Regions from separate parts of the Homo sapiens genome. Here all the other regions are linked to region 2. A link is a contact called in ENCODE Hi-C or POLR2A ChIA-PET data. All regions are on one chromosome and are shown on one strand. Each heading gives the region's core, a stretch centred on a gene start or an enhancer-like site at or near the end of the contact. The rest is flanking DNA. Distances are from core to core; before and after follow the strand shown.

Region 1 (2,700 bases), core at 88-2,587, 43 kb after region 2:
GACTTGTACTTTGCAGAAGGGCACTTAACTCTAAAAGAAGAAAATAAACTTTGAAAAATGATTAAGAATGGCGTGAGTTTAGAGAAGTTAGAAGTAGAATGTTCATTGATGCCTTCCCTGGTAAGATTCTACTTTGAACAGTAAGTCTATTCCATTCATAGAACTAGCTAAAGGTAATTTGTTTTTCAATAAATCCTCATTTCCAATATTCTGGATGGCCTCTGGCAGAAAATGTTATATAGCTATAAAATGCAATCTTTCATCAGGGCCATTTTAAGACTTTTGCCTGTCCTAGCTACTTAATTTTGGAAGCTGCATCCTATGTTATATCAAAAATTAAAATGTAACCACACTCTATATTTAACATAATTAAAACACAACTCTAGATGATTTGAATTATACTGGACTGGATGACATAGTACTACATTAATAAACATTTATTAATTGTGATTTTATCATTTTCATTCATATTTTTAAGCCAGTAATTTTTTTCAAGTAATTTTTTAGGCCCTTGGAAAACTAATAGCTCTCAGGTTCTAGGCTTACAGTGGTAACAGATAAAACAATTCCTGTATTTCATAATTGTCTAATTAGTTACTTTGTATAATTGCACTGGATTTTGAATAAGGAGAAAAAGGCCTCCCGCACTATTTCCTAGTAATCTGTGTCCACAAGTCTATTTTCCCTACCTGCTATGTTTGCCTAAGACTGGTCATTTGTTACCTGCTAGTTCCAATTGATTTCCTTTGCCTTTGCCTCCTTTAGCCATGAGTGCAAAGAACAGACCATACGATTTATACCAGCCATCTAGTACCAATCATTAGATAACAAGACCCTTTACTGAAAGCATTTAGAGTAAAACAATACTTTAGGTTTACCTTTGCTTTCATTTCCTTCTTTATTACACTAGGTTCAAAGTGAGGCCAAAAATGGTATCACAAGGCCTATTTAGACATCCAAGCAAAGAATGCCAAGTCATTCTAAATAAATCCCCCAGCTGCAGTAGAATTTTACACATTTTCAAGTGCAAGTTTCTAATAACATTTTTGGGCTTGTTTTTCCCCTTGTCTGTTTCAGTCACTGTCTTTATATATAAGGGGAAATGAGTCATATTAAATTATGCTCCAGCAAATGTCCTATAAAGACATATCTAAGCCATCCTGTTTGCTAATAAAAAGATAAGATTTGTCCTCTGAAAGAAGCAAGGTTGAACTATGCCAAAGAGCTTACAGCCAGAGTTAGACAAACCCAAAGTCATTAGCTGGTGGGGAAATCTGAACTTGTGGCCTTTCTTCAAGTGGGAGGAGTAGGAAGGGAGTAGCAGGGACCTGTCAGCCTTGGAAACTCAAGCTTGTGGCGAGAGGCTGGGAACTTCCTGTGGTTACTAAGAGGCTGCGATACCTTGCATAGATGTCCTGATAATTGTTTTCTAAAGTTGGCACTGCCTACTGGCTTACCGTTGCTAGTAGAACATTATCAAAACCGGGGTCTTCCAGAATTATAGGTCTCTAAGACCTACATAGAAGAAATAAAGGTCCCTTGACCTGTTGCCAAATGGTACCACAAGAAAAAAAAGCCCTTATTTCAAACTTTGAGCTCAAGTTAACTTCCCTACTTTGTAATTCCCTGATGGATTCCCTGATTTACTCACCTGATTAGATTCAAAGTCGCACAGACTAATTTCAATATTTTCCATGGTAAATACAATTAGGTAGACTGGTCTGCCACAAATCCTAAAGCCAAATACACACGGTTGTGAGATTTTTAGATTCTCCTGTTTGGGGTTCTCAATTCAGTAGCATGAATTAGTACTTACATATAGAAATGGCTAAGAGCATCCAGCATACCAGGTAAATGAGGTGTAAGGCAACACGAGATGGCACAGACCAAGGGGTTAGGAGAGGCCATGCTCCATCTAAAGGAGGGAGCTGCTATCAGGTATGGCTGAGTGTTGCCATGGAGAAAACTGGTTTGATATGGCCACATAATCTGATACTTCAAGATAAATCAGAAATTTGGATTTTGGGGTGAGGTTTTTCACCTTTTTTTTTTTCACATTGTGTTAGCCAAACTACATGTGTCTACAAACTGACTGTAGGCCAGAGAGACAACAGTTCGAGACCTAGTATGAATCTTGTTTAATTCTCTCCCTTTGTCATGAAGAAAAGTGATAGTTCCACTGTCATTTTTGTGATAGTACTACTGTCTTTTTTTTTTTTAGACAGAGTCTTGCTCTGTCACCCAGGCTGGAGTGCAGTGGCACTATCTTGGCTCGCCACAACCTCTGCCTCCCAGGTTCAGGTGATTCTCCTGCCTCAGCCTCCTGAGTAGCTGGGATTACAGGGGTGCACCATCACACTCGGCTACTTTTGTATTTTTGGTAGAGACAGGGTTTCACCATGTTGGCCAGGCTGGTCTCGAACTCCTGACCCCAGATGATCCACTGGCCTCAGCCTCTCAAAGTGCTGGGATTATAGGCGTGAGCCACTGTGCCGGGCTGTCATTTTTTTCTTCTCATTATTTAGCCTTAGCTGATCTCAAAGACTTATGAAACAGTAAAGCAGATGTCAATGTCTCCCTCTCTAACACACAAACAGACATATACTTTCTTCATTAAAAATTACAGAAAACATTTAAAATATGAAGGTTCATCATGTGGATAAATTATTTCAACCTCATAGAACACAAAAAGCCCTGTTA
Region 2 (2,778 bases), core at 114-2,613:
ATGTCTGTCTTATTAATGATAAATAAATTAGCCCTTGGATATTGTATTTTAAAATTTCCTAGTAGACAATTTGCCATTTGGTATTTCGATTTTTTTTAACTTTTATGGAACTAAGTCTATATGTCTTTTGTGATTTTTACATTTTTCTTACAAAGTCCTTACCTACAGAAGGGAAAAAAAGATTCCCTTGAATTTTCTTTGAGTTTCATAGTTGCTTTTCTACCAACCTTGGATTACCAATGAGTGATTTACTGCTGAGTGAAAAGCAGAAAAAAAAATGATTTCATTTATTTGAGCGCCTGTGAACGGCAGGCTAGAAAAAAATGCCATTTCACTCGTAATTCTTCGGTTCTTATTTGCAAGGCTGGCCTAAATGCCTTCTCTTTTTGTGGGTTTTATATAACTCACCATTTGTTTCTTTTGGCCTTTCCGCCTAGTTTAACTGCAAATCTGGTCAGATGCCATTCAAAATCCTGAGTTTCACCATTAATGCCCATCATAATACTTATCACTCAGCATTATCATTAGTGATAGTAACATGAATAATTTTTCTCTCTACTCTTCACATTAGTTCATTGATAGAAAATATTCAGCAACTAAAAAGTTTAATATTAAGAGCATATATACATACTTTGACTATAAAGTAAGACTGATTTCTGTAGTTATTAAGAAGTTAATTATTTATACTCAACTGTACACATATATGCATATAATACACACATCCATGTGTATTTGCAATCTGTGTGTAGGGGTGTGTGTGTGTAATAGCTCCCTAATCTTAAAAATAGGCTGAGACAGAAACATGATTTGAGATCCCAGGCAGACTGGTTGAGATCATAACTACATGAAACAACTGCCAAGAGGAGCTCAACTAGGGAATTGAACAGATTAGGTAACTCAGAAATTTAGACATTTCCCCCCATTATGTTCCTCATTGCAGTTTTGTAATAAAAACATGAGCAAACTTCAAAGGAAGCTCTGTAGTAAAGGTTAATTGCTACTAAAGAAGAGGGTGGGCCCAAGCGCCAGTACTTTGTGCCCAACTTGCAAGCAGACAGGAAGGATTACACGTGGCTGAGAGCGGAGGATGTGTGCCCTGCTCTAGGAGGAGAACAGCTCGGCCAAACCTCAAAGCCCCACTAGGGACCTCCTGGTAGGACGTGAGCACATGAGCACAAGTCCATGAGCTGATGCCTGCTAACAGTGCGGCAGGGAAGGGAGGGGGAAGACATCAATTTCCTTACAAAATTAAAACTGGACATGCTCTTCTTCCCTTGTTAGGACAATTCCAGAGCAGTTACAGAGGCTTGTTTGTGAGAAAGCAGAGGACTTCGGGAGCCAGCTCTTCTGCACCAGTAACACAGTGAATAAACACGTGCTGGGCTTGGGGAAAAGGGTGGAGCTCAACTAATGCCAGATGCACAAACAGAACAAAGAAGGAGGCTATGAACTGGCCAGCAAAATCTTCTATGAGAATGGCCCCAAGATAATGAAATTTAAGATCCCAAAGAAACGAAGAAAGGAAACTAGTAAAAGTAGGGAAAATGAATTTCCAGAAAACTGACTTAAACAAGCTGTGAAGGACTGTAGCAAGGGTGCAGAATTACAGGCTTAGAAAACAGAGACATTGAATAGAATGGGAACTGCTGATGGGCATAGTCTTTAGCATGTCCTGCTCCAGAGGGGAGTGAGAAGAAAAGAGACTTAAATGGAGTGTTTGGACACTGGACTGAATCTGTAGAACCCGTGTCTCTAGATACGACCATTATGTTTGGAAATAATCTATCAACATGGCTTGGCACTAGAATTTTTTTAATGACCCTCTAAGCTTCCTTGCACTTTTAGTATTTGCTACTTCATAGTACCATGCTATTCCATGTCTTCCTTATGGAACTTTTCCCCAGTGTTTCCTAAAAATATTTCATATACGAGTTGTCAAAAAGACTCAGAATGGAAGTATTGGGGGCAAGATAGCAAGGGAGATGGCAAAGAATGTGATACGGATGGAAAATAAGGGACTAAATCAATGAGCAAACTTTTATTTTTCTCCTGGTATTGCGGCATACTGTTGCATGTCCTGTGGCTTTTAAATCTGGTTAAGAGATTTTCCACTCCTCTAGGAATTTCACAGACATTTCACTAAATAAATATGATTTGGGAATTAAACTAGTACTCCTAAGCTATTAAAAAATGGGCTTCGCCTCTTCCAAAACTTTCTCTTCAGAGATGGAACTAAGCTTTTGTCAAAAGGTAATGGAAAGAAATTGCTAGAAAATTCATACTTGAGGTACCAGTAAAGCCATTTGGTATCTAGTTACTGAATCTAAAAGAGCTAACGCAAAGACATTAAAGTTCTGTGAGTACTATTCCAAAGGAAAACATGAGCTGGTTAATGTTTGGCTTATTCTGTTGTTAAGGAGCCACCGTCACCAATATCCACTGGAATGACCAGGTAAGAACAGACTTATCACATATCAGATAGATAGTTTTTCTTTTATGTTTTAGCTATGTGCCTCTACTTTCTTTTGCCAGTACAAATTTTTGAGAGACTTTTAGCAACCTCTGATGGACCTGATGGGCTTTTTCTTCATAAGCTTTCTATGTCCCCAAAGTGATTTTCCTTCAGATTCATTTAGAGGAAAGTAGAACCGTCCTGAATTCATGCTGCAGCAGACTGGGTGGTTACTCCTCAGGCAATCTGAAATGACCAGAGTACAGCCTTTCAGTATTCCAGCCATATCTACAGTAATTATTTGCCAGCATATCTAAAAGAAGGCA
Region 3 (2,849 bases), core at 68-2,567, 39 kb before region 2:
TGTGTGCACACATGTGCATAAGGACCAGATGAGGTGAATGCCCTTAGAAAAATTAGTATGTTTTTATTCACTGAAGTAAAAAGAGGCTGTTTCTGGGTGTGGAGTGTGAAAAACAATCTTACTACTTTATAGTCACACCTCATAACATAATCCTGTAACACCTACTGACCCAGGATCTCCAAGAAAGGGATAGTGTTAATTCTATTGCACTTATGGGAAATTTGGGGAATATGTAGCCAAGATCCACCAGCCCTGAGGTCCTGACTCATAGCCTTAACTATGAGATTTCCCTCCTGATTTGAGGATGAGTAGAATATACTCACACCTTTTCATGGGATTCTACCTCGTTCTTCTTCAGGAACTACAAAGCAATCCTTTAAAGATGAGTGGTATTAACACTGTAATTACTATTATTATTTATTTCATAAGAGAAGTAAACATTTTATATGTAGACTTCCTTGCCAGACAGCTAATGTAAAAATGAATATTTCAATTCTGAGTCAAAGAAAAGATTAATAACTTCTACACATTTATTGCCATAGACCTTTTATTTGCAATCATTTCAAAAAACAGACTGTCTTTAAAACATTTTAGTCAAATAATTATGAAGAACAGAACAAATGCCTTAGAATGACTGCATCTTCAGCAGCATGATACATTACTATTTCGGTCTACCTCCCCCTGCCCTCATGTCATATTTGGGTACTTTTATTTTTCAAATATTGAGTTGTTTTACTGCCTGCACAGTTAAGGCTATGATTGGTTGTTAACCACTTCTCTAAATACTTCAGGAGACTGAGAACCAGAGTGGAACTGCATTTTTTTACATCAATATAAAGTCATGTTCACCCCCATTCCCCTCCCTCTCATCCTCCCCTTTCCCCCCTCCCCCAGTGTTTTTCTCCCTCACTTCTTAGACGCATTTGGTAACAATCAGGCTTTTATTTTAAGGAGCCCTAAGATAAGGTATCTGTGAGCTCCACACTTGGAGTAATTGATCACATTTGTTTCCTGTTCGTAGGTTAGACCCCTCCTTCTTGCTCTTTTTCTTTTTTTTAAACTTGGCATGTTTCTCATTACCCTCTGCCTTGTTAGCCTAGTAGAAATTTTCTACTGTGGAGAGTGAAAACAGGACGATACTATTACAAACCTCGTCTAGTCGGTGACAGCAGCCCCTCTCTTTCTCCAGGAACATTGGGCCACTTCACGCTCTAGTGGGGGGCCCTCCTATGGATACAGGTATGCATGCCTGTAACTGAAGGAGGTTCTGTGGCATTTGCTTGGTGTTCACATGTTTAATTTTCACAGAACTGTGCTGATTCATACCGAGACTGTTCTCCAGGATGACAACATTGTTATCATATGACTCAAATTGCCCCACCTCATTTCATTTGGGAATGTTAGCTCAGGTTCAATAACCATCAGCTGCCAATTCTGTAAAAGAAGACCTGTATATTTCCCGTCTATGCTTTCTAGATAAATTGTAATCGGCAGCATTTTACTAGCCCTGTCAGGTGGGGCTTAATTGCAGATATTGTCTAAGGAAAGAAAAATGCAGAAGAATGAACGATCTTTTCTTCTTTGAGTCTCTGTGGGCCAATGAATATGAGACAGGGACTCAGTCATTTTCCTATCAAGGCTTCAATCACAACAATCCAAGTTAAAAACTCCAGTAACTCAATGTAAAATGAAATGCAAGCCCTGCCATTATTTTCCTGTTTGGGGCTGAGAGAGATACCAAAATAAATTGTTTATAATGGCTACAATTCAATTAATATATCTACTTATAATATCAATATTTATTTATAAAAATATGATAGAGTCTAATGAAGTGATATGCAGTTTATGCAAGAATCTTAACAAATAATCCTTTACCTGAGTGGTATTCCTTCAACATTCAAAGTTTCAAGACTATCTGAACAATTCCCTATTTTGTTTATTTGGTTGTTAGTTGGTTTTGTGCTTGTTATTCTCTTACACTTCACATGTCAACACCTTTACATAAGCAGCCAACAAAAGCAGCATATTTTAACAGAACTAAAAATAAATTAAAATTCAGGAAGAGACTTGGAACCTGGTCTAAGCTCTACCCCCAAAGTAGTTGGGTGACCTTGAGCAAGTAACTGACCCTTCTTGACCTTCAGTGTCCTCATTTATAAAATGAGTAGGCTGGGCCAGATGGCTCCACAGTGGCTTTCAGTGCTTCCTTCTCTGTCATAACTAACATTGAGCTGAATCACACTGTAAAAGATTGAGTCTTCGAGATTTTCCAAGGCTATGTAGAATACAATAGCCAGTAGCCACATGCAGCTACTAAGTGCTTGAAATGTGGCTAGTCCAAATTATGAGGTGTTATAAGTGTGAAATACATACCAGATTTCAAAGATTTTAGTACAAAATAGGTACAGTATTTCAGTCATTTAGTTTTTGCATTTAGAAATTACAATATTTTGGATCCTCTGGTTAGATATATTATTTAAATTATACCTTTTTTTTACTTTTTATAAATGCAGCTGTTACAACATTTTCAATTACTTATGTGACTCATGTTATATCTCTATCGGATGGTAAAGTAATAACAGGTCTATGGCTGTGTATTTACCACAGAGAGAATTAAAGTGGAAAGACTCTGAAATATTTTATTTACTGGGGGTCTTTCATAATAAAACAAAAATCTCTTGTTTTCTGGATAAAAATATCCAGGTCAAAGCCATCTCTGAAGCACCCATGCTACTCAATAAAGAACACTAAATGTTAAAAAGTGTTGTTTCATAAAATTATAGTACTAGTAACCCACATATAACCTAAAGAGCTTAAAAATTGCCCCAAATCTCATAATTTTCTCATCT

The links. Hi-C counts contacts between places; a loop is a spot of excess contacts on that map. ChIA-PET counts read pairs that join two places held with the same protein, here RNA polymerase II (POLR2A). Pooled maps may share reads with other maps.
Region 1: a loop to region 2 is called in a map of endothelial cell of umbilical vein, with 5 times the contacts of the local background. The contact joins two enhancer-like sites. A Hi-C loop is called at or near these places in 4 of 168 maps with a recorded cell type or tissue (Calu3, Right ventricle myocardium inferior, endothelial cell of umbilical vein and 1 more) and 3 of 50 pooled maps. POLR2A ChIA-PET finds 5 or more read pairs at or near these places in 2 of 52 experiments (OCI-LY7 and PC-9).
Region 3: a loop to region 2 is called in a map of Calu3, with 5 times the contacts of the local background. The contact joins two enhancer-like sites. A Hi-C loop is called at or near these places in 3 of 168 maps with a recorded cell type or tissue (Calu3, PC-9 and endothelial cell of umbilical vein) and 1 of 50 pooled maps. POLR2A ChIA-PET finds 5 or more read pairs at or near these places in 2 of 52 experiments (H1 and OCI-LY7).

The regions. Positions count from the first base shown.
Region 1 is chr3:169,429,959-169,432,658 of GRCh38, forward strand. The region is part of intron 1 of MECOM (MDS1 and EVI1 complex locus); the gene reads right to left. Among named protein-coding and RNA genes, the nearest start is that of MECOM-AS1, 17 kb to the right of the region's middle. Within about 2 kb of position 1,338, at least 6 of the 41 ENCODE cell types and tissues checked have a DNase peak (open chromatin) inside an H3K27ac peak, as active enhancers do; they include endothelial cell of umbilical vein, where a contact is called at or near this core.
Region 2 is chr3:169,386,993-169,389,770 of GRCh38, forward strand. All of the region lies in intron 1 of MECOM (MDS1 and EVI1 complex locus), which reads right to left. Among named protein-coding and RNA genes, the nearest start is that of MECOM-AS1, 59 kb to the right of the region's middle. Within about 2 kb of position 1,364, at least 14 of the 41 ENCODE cell types and tissues checked have a DNase peak (open chromatin) inside an H3K27ac peak, as active enhancers do; they include endothelial cell of umbilical vein, where a contact is called at or near this core.
Region 3 is chr3:169,348,199-169,351,047 of GRCh38, forward strand. All of the region lies in intron 2 of MECOM (MDS1 and EVI1 complex locus), which reads right to left. Among named protein-coding and RNA genes, the nearest start is that of MECOM-AS1, 98 kb to the right of the region's middle. Within about 2 kb of position 1,318, at least 4 of the 41 ENCODE cell types and tissues checked have a DNase peak (open chromatin) inside an H3K27ac peak, as active enhancers do; they include endothelial cell of umbilical vein, where a contact is called at or near this core.